Linked DNA regions of Homo sapiens: all the other regions are linked to region 1. The links are chromatin loops, found by intact Hi-C in ENCODE. Cell type or tissue: PC-9. All regions are shown on one strand.

The links. Hi-C counts contacts between places; a loop is a spot of excess contacts. Peaks named below come from ENCODE experiments on the same cell type or tissue, not always from the same donor. Only the 100,000 strongest peaks of a DNase experiment are listed, where the experiment ranks them.
Region 2: it touches region 1 in a loop (3.0-fold over the local background); 28 of 110 quality-filtered maps call a loop at or near these places.
Region 3: it touches region 1 in a loop (5-fold over the local background); 4 of 110 quality-filtered maps call a loop at or near these places.

Annotation. Positions count from the first base shown.
Region 1 is chr18:22,347,465-22,349,964 of GRCh38, reverse strand. LOC105372019 (a long non-coding RNA gene) reads left to right here and starts at 551. Exons shown (of 2, transcript XR_935282.4): 1 at 551-925; 2 at 1,017-2,119. In PC-9, no CTCF peak of the experiment used is centred here; a DNase peak (open chromatin) is centred at 1,104; H3K4me3 peaks cover 2,034 bases; H3K27ac peaks cover 2,134 bases.
Region 2 is chr18:22,281,624-22,284,123 of GRCh38, reverse strand. No RefSeq gene overlaps it. Among named protein-coding and RNA genes, the nearest start is that of GATA6, 110 kb to the right of the region's middle. In PC-9, no CTCF peak of the experiment used is centred here; a DNase peak (open chromatin) is centred at 1,433; H3K4me3 peaks cover 281 bases; H3K27ac peaks cover 1,599 bases.
Region 3 is chr18:21,991,254-21,993,753 of GRCh38, reverse strand. All of the region lies in intron 1 of LINC01900 (long intergenic non-protein coding RNA 1900), which reads right to left. Among named protein-coding and RNA genes, the nearest start is that of LINC01900, 11 kb to the right of the region's middle. RefSeq lists an enhancer at 1,721-2,500. In PC-9, no CTCF peak of the experiment used is centred here; no DNase peak of the experiment used is centred here.

The DNA.
Region 1 (2,500 bases):
CAAGGGACAAAAAGAATATAGCGGTGTCGGTTCCAAAAGCTTTTCCCATGTTTTCATTCCCAGCAAATACCATGTTCTTCCATCTTTCAGCAGCTCATGTAGGGGAATGAACAAAATGTTCTGCCACGAACTTGTTCCAAAATTTCTACTAGGGCAGCAGTTTGAGGGATTTAGCAGGAGAAGCGTGGGGTGTGTTATTCTGGTCATGCGTAAGAAACTTGGAAAACAGAATCAGAAAATGAGGGCGGTGGGGAGTGGTGGCAGAGATAACTTGGCAGTAAAACAAAAGTGAACCAACAAAAACAACACAACCTAAAAGGGAGTTGAGGAGGCCAGTGGAGAAAGAGGGCATCACATTGACAACTTGGCCAGAAATCTGGACACTGTAAGGGAGGATTTAGTGCTGGGTCGTGCCCTGGGCTGAATTTATCGCTGCTTGCCTTGTTAACTCGCCTCATGTTTAAAGTCAAAACTGCCATAGGCTCTGAGGGATTTCCATCTTTGTCATTTGTATGATCTGCCTCAAAATACAACCTCCCAAGTAAGGAGCATGATTCCCCTCCTGCCAGGAAGAAGAAAGCAGAGAATTGAGGGATGCCGAAATCGATTTTTAAAGGGTTTGGGTTTGGGGCGGTTCCGGATGAGGCTCTGTGCGCTAAGTGAGCGAGACGGGGAGGTGGGAGAGGACTGAGCGCTATGGAAAGGTGGTGGGGACGCAGGTGAGGGCGACGCGGGGAAGCGCATGGTCCTGGGGCCCGCAGACGGGACGGAGCAGCCGCGGCCCGCAGACGGGACGGAGCAGCCAGCGCCGCTTGTCGGGGCTTGTGGTTGCGAACATAGAGTGGAAAGAGGATTCTGCGCTCTGCTCCCGCCCCGGGAGATTAAGAGTCAACCCTACCATGCAGCCACGTTTTGCCAGTTCCAGGTAAGTAGGAAAGACTGACTCCCTAGCACAGATAATGTTACAAATGAGGTGCGCTGCGAAGCCAGGAAGCACAGCACCCTTTCGTGTCTAGGCAGCCGGGAGCCCAGGAATGCACCCGAAAGGCGGGGAGTCAAGGTCCCCCACCGCTTCTCCAGCGCCAGGAGGCCGCAATTTGTAAGGCGAAATTAAAAATGCACCACGTGTCGGCCCGGAGGCTAACGATGTTTATACAGACATACCACACCGAGGGAACCGGCCCATCATTCCGCACTGGGCGCGGAGAAGAGGGGGTGAGGGCGCGGCCGGCCCGCCCCTCCCCCGCCGCCTTCCTGCGCCGCAACCTGGACTTGACCCCCGCGAGCCTGGCTCGGCGCGTCCGGGGCCGCCCAGCCGGAGCCGGGCGCTGAGACCGGCGGCCCGGGCCGGCGTCGCTGCGCGCCTGAAGACCCGGGCGGCCAGACGCGCCCACCACCCCGCCGCGCGCGCAGACCGACCCCGCAGCGCGGCCGGACCCTGGCGCTCCCGGCGGGGAAACGTTTCCAATGCCTGGAGCTTTTGTTTGATAGCGAGGGAGGTGGGTACGGCGCTTGGTGGGGGTGAGGGGAGCAGAAAGAGAGAGAGTTTGGTCCCCAAGTATTGAGCTGTGAGAGAGCAGGGGCAACTCCAGGGCCAGCATTCAGAGCGGAGAATTAGAGCTGCGCACGCCCCAGGTCGGATGCGACAACGAGGTCCCCGGGCCTCAGCAGCTAGGTGACACTGGGCAAGTCTCAGCAGCTCTGGGGGCCTCAACGTCTCAACTGTAAACTCTGGGCACGCGGCTAGCGCCACGTCCTCTCCAGCCCTAACATTCTGTGATTCTAAACTTGTCTGATTTGTCTCATATGTTGCAAGGCTCGTAGCAAAAAGAAAAAAATACTCCATAACTATTTAACAGGAATTAGCTGAAGCACAGCTCTAGAGAGAGAGACACACACACACGTTTCAAATAACCCGAACACTAGAACCTAGTGAATTTTATACCTTTACTAAACTTTAGCGATTATTTGTTTCTTTCGTAACAAAGGTTATTGATTAGATTTAGTGCTGAAAAAAACCAACAACGTGCGCTTCGGTCATTTGTCTTATGGAGGAAACATAAATCTATAAATCTTCCTCCTGTCTCTAAGAAATAAAACTCTCTTCATTTCCAAAGTATGCAGATCTTCCAAAGGCGTATTCTTTCTTCTTTCTAAATCTTTGCTCTTAGACTCCTAAAACCAGTGGCTTTCTTTTCTTAAAATTTATGTGATCTTTAAATAAAGAGAGATAGAAAAAAGCCCCATTCTGCAGTTGCAGTCTGAAAAAAGCTATGTCCAGGAAGAGATATTTAGATTTTATTTTGAGAGAGTTTTTAATCTGAAACAAAATGATTTCTCATCTCCTAAAAATGTACGCAAAATAATTTATAAAATGTTACACAAATTTACAGTATGATTCTTCAAGTATCTCTGGAAAGAGGAACATACAATCTTCTAATTACCCCAAGGAATGTACCACATGTGGGTGGGTGATTCAGAGGCTGGCTAATCTCGCTTC
Region 2 (2,500 bases), 66 kb after region 1:
AATCAGTAAGAAAAAAACAAACGATCCTGTCAAAAAGTGGGTTAAGGACATGAATAGACAACTCTCAAAAGAAGATGTACAAATGGCCAACAAACATATGAAAAAATGCTCAACATCACTAATGATTAGGGAAATGCAAATCGAAACCACAATGTGATACCACCTTACTCCTGCAAGAATGGCCATAATCAAAAAATCAAAAAACAGTAGATGTTGGCATGGATGCGGCGATCAGGGGACACTTCTACACTGCTAGTGGGAAGGTAAACTTAGCAACCATTTTAGTACTTAATGCCACAGCTTCACGATTTTTTTTTCTCTCTCAGATCTTTATGACCCCTGTTAGACTGGGCAAACCCATAACTGTGAACCACGTTGGAAATGGACATCTCCTCTCTCAGGAAGCTCAGCATAGCCAGCTCTTACACTGGAATTGAAACTAATCACCGAGCATTACATGAAGATGATGACTCGCATGTAGGAGCCATGCTGTGTGGGGATCAAAACTGTTAGACTCACACTCAGCACAGTGAGATTACACTGAGAGCCTGTGAGAGAGCCCAATTGTGGGGCCAGCAGATTCCTATACCCCCATCCCATCTTCTTGTGGGAACTTGGACTGAGTCATAGGCCTAATTGCCAGGTCCACTTAAATGGCCCCCTCCTCACCCATGTGTGTGCCTATTTGAGTTCATGTAAGTAAATATACAGACAGAATGATACCATTGATCAGGACCCTCTCATTGCCCTGAAGTTCAGGACATCTGATATAGGCAATAATATTCATTTTCATTTTGACATCTCTCTTAGGGAAATGGCCTGACACATAGTCCTTCCTGACCTCTGACCTAAACCCCTTAATCTATGTCATAAAATGGTCTCTATCTGCCTGATTCTTCTCAGTGGTAGAGAACTGAAGCCTCAACCCCAGTGGCTCAAAAGAGGTACTTGCAATTCCTAAAACTTACATGTGCAGTCTGTATCTCTTTCTTTTGCAATAATAAGATTAAATCAGATGCTTGCAAGGTCCCTGAACCATCAATAGGAATATAGATAGACATAGATAGATACTTAGGTAGATAGACAAATAGACAGGCAGATAGACACAGAACTAAAAATCTGAACCAATAAATGCTTTTTAAATTCCTTTGAGAAAGTTTAAGAAAGCCCATTCTTTTCTCATGGGAAATTATGACTCAGGCCTTTTTTTTTTCTGTTTACACTAAGTACGTTATGGCTAAACTCTAATTAACTTTAGGTAAAAGAGGTCAAGAATGAAAGAGCTGAATTAACATAGAGGAATCATTAACTCTCACAGAGCACAAAGAGTACAATGGAATCTACTATATGGTTTTTTTTCTTTTGGTGGACATAGTAGCTTAGCAACACGTATTTACTTCCTGTTATAAGAAAGATGGGTCCTATCAAATGAAGAGTTCCTGCATGATGAATCATACATGAGGCCACAGTTTTTCTTTGTAATTGAATAGCGTTCTAGAAGATCGTCACAAGCTAGAAGATCGTCACAAGTCATTCTCTTACAGGAAAAGTATATGTCAATAACAAGATTGAGTATAGAAACGGAAAGTGCTCCAACAACAAGCTCAAAGACCCAAGCAGAACCATTCCAAAGCTACTCAAGGTGTGGCTGGTGCTGGTTCTCAGTGCCACTGCCACTGGTCCCAGCTCCAGGAGCCTGCCCTGCAGGGGAAGTAGCTGGCTCCCCAGAGACTCATGGCTTTGGGTCAGGCCACAATGCGCCAAGGTGCAATGGGGCTGCGCCTCCTCACTCCACACACTCCCCTGCTGGGCAAGCTGCATTCTTCAGGCTTCATTGTTTTGGGTTTTTTTAATTGTTTTGAGTTGTTTTTGTTGTTTTGAGACAGGGTCTCACTCTGTCTCCCAGGCATGAGTGCAGTGGTGTGATCTCGGCTCACTACAGCCTCAATTTCAGCCTCCCGAGTAGCTGGGACCACATGTGTGAACCACCATGCCCAGCTAATTTTTTGTATTTTTTTGTAGAGACAGTTTTGCCATATTGCTCAGGCTGGTCTCAAAGTCCTGAGCTCAGCAATCTACCTCCCAAAGTGCTGGGATTACAGGCATGAGCCATCATGTCCAGCTCGGCTTTGTTGTTTTAAACTCTTGTATGTGTTATGTCTGTATGTGTTAACTGTGGTTAAATACACATAATATAAAATTTACCATCTTAATCATTTTTAGATATAGAGTTCAGTGACGTTAATTCTATTTAATTGTTGTGCAGCCAATCTCCAGAACCCTTTTTGTCTTGCAAAACTAAAATTCTATACCCCTTAAACATTAATTCCGGAGCTGTTCCTCTCACCCCCTGACAACCATCCTCTACTTTCTATGTCTATGAATTTGACTTCTCTAGGTACCTCATATAAGGAGCATATGGTATTTGTATTCTTGTGACTGGCTTATTTCACTCAGCTTGAGGTTCTCAACTTTCATCCATGTTGTAGCATGTGTCGGA
Region 3 (2,500 bases), 360 kb after region 1:
GTCATGGTGTGATTTTGAAAAGCCCCTTGGCTCCTACCTTAAGAAGCCCTCAGAGTCTAGGAGAATGGAGTTGCCAAATGGCATAGAAACAGCGATTGTTCTGTGCTGTCTGTTACACCACTGTTTGCACAGTGGTTCTCTATGCCCATGAAATGACACCCACCAGCCAAGCAACAGAAGTAGCTGCTGCTTGGAGCCGGTGCAAAACTGAGCTGCTCGGCAAGTATAGAAAGCCCTTTTCTCTGAAAACAATATTCTGAAGTATTTGTCAAAATACTGTTATGAATCTTTTAAATTTTACAAAGCTGGCTGGGCATGGTGATTCACAGCTACGATCCCACCTTGGGAGGCTGAAGTGGGAGGATTGCCTGAGGCCAGGAGTTCAAGATGAGCCTGGGTAACACAGTGAAAACAAATAAATTAAAAATAAATGTTGAAAAATTTGAGCTGGGCATGGTGGCATACACCTGTAGTCCCAGCTACTCAGGAGGCTGAGGCAGGAGGATTGCTTGAGCCCAGGAGTTTCAGGCTGCAGTGAGCTATTAGTGCACCACTGCACTCCAGCCTGGGTGACAAAGGAAGACTCTGTCTCAAAAAAAAAAAAAAAAAAAAGCAAAAAAAGACAACGCCTTTACAAAGCTATTTTTCTTTTACAGAGATAACCATGTTAAGAGTGAAAGGTTAGGCCAGGCACAGTGGCTCACACCTGTAATCCCAGCACTTTGGGAGGCTGAGGCAGATGGATCCCTTGAGTCCAGGAGTTTGAGACCAGCCTGGGCAACATGGTGAAACCCTGTCTCTACAAAGAAAAAAAAAACCCACAAAAATTATCTAGGTGTGGTGGCTTGTGCCTCCCAGCTACTTGGGAGGCTGAGCTGGGAGAATCACTTGAGCCCAGGAGGTGGAGGTTGCGGTGAGCCCAGATCATGCCACTGTACTCCAGCCTGGGCCACAGAGTGAAACTCTGTCTCAAAAAAAAAAAAAAAGGTGAAAGGGTAAATGTACCCTGTCAGGTATTGTTCCACTAAATGTTACAAGATACTTGACTACGACTTTATTTTAACTAAGGGCTAACCTCAAAAACTGATAGCCATCTTAAAATGAAGATGACAAGCATTCCATCCTCAAATAATCTAAAATGTATTCCCAATCAGAAGATCAGTAGGTTTTACCAATATTAACATTTCTATCCTTTCCCTAATTGATTGTTTATTTAGCTGAAGGCCTCTATGTGTGATATGCTACTGGCATATCAAAAGAGGGTTATTTGTTTTTGAACCTGCATGGTGATTAATTCTGCATTTTCATTCTTTTTTTGCAGGGTAGGGAGAAGTATGAGTATAGTGTATTGGAAAGAGAGTTTTGAAAACAGAAGGATCTTAATGCAAATCCAGATTGAACCATTTCCCTCTTTGTGGTCTGGGCAAGTTCATTTCACCCCTCTGAGCCACAGTCTGTTTTTCTAACTTCTGTCACAGGTTCCAGCAGTGATTAAGTAAAATTACAAATTTGGGAGCCCGCCACGTAATAGGAGCCCTTTACCTTTTCTAATTATTTCTTACATGGTAAGCATCCCTAATAAGTATTCACACCTGGTTTGTGGAGTCTACCTGCATGCCTCAGGTGACGTGAGAACATGGTTCACGTGAGGTCTGATCTCACAGGGCGGTGCTGGCCAGGCCCAGCATTGCAAAGATTCCTTCTATTATTCCCAGATTCTTCTCATTTTTTTAACACTCTTTGCCCTTTTCCCTAGGTCAAATGGAAGGGTATGATCCCTACAATAAAGCACAGACTTATTTTTTCCATAGGCCTGTCAAATACTCCCCGATAGCCCCTGTTCTGTCCCAAGGAATGATGTAGCAACTCCTTAAGAATTCCTACCCAGCATTCTTACTAGTGAAACCTGAGTTGGTCATTACAACTATTTTTGTGGGATTTTAAAAAATCAGATCTAAATAACAAGCAAACATGTAACCGTGCATTTGTGCTATCCTTAGATTGTTATGGTTAAAAAGGGATAATTGATTTTAAGTTAAATATTCCTCATATCCTGATCCACCCCTCAAGTACTAGCTTTAATATTTTATAGACTACATGGTCCGACCTATTGACCCAGGTCCTGATGTGCCCACGGACAAGCCGGAAGGGCCATCCTTCCCACTGGCTTTGCAATCTGGAGGCTGACAACCACCCAGCCTGCCACCCATCAAAGTCCCTGCTGGTGACTCTCTCCCCCAGCAAGCTGCCTCCCTTCCCCCACTTTCCCAAACATCTTGGGCATCTCAAACAATCCAATTACACTCAGGTTGTTTAAACAAACAGCAGCACAATTCCCCAGCCCAGAGCCCCAACTGAGGGATTCCCTTGGGCCGACTCTCACCACCTCCACCCCCAACCACAAGCCACTTTCAGAGAAGAGCAGCCCTGAGCAGAGACAATGAGCTCTGGGTTAACAGTGGGTAGTTTTCCATGTCTAAATGTTTGCAGACACTTGGTA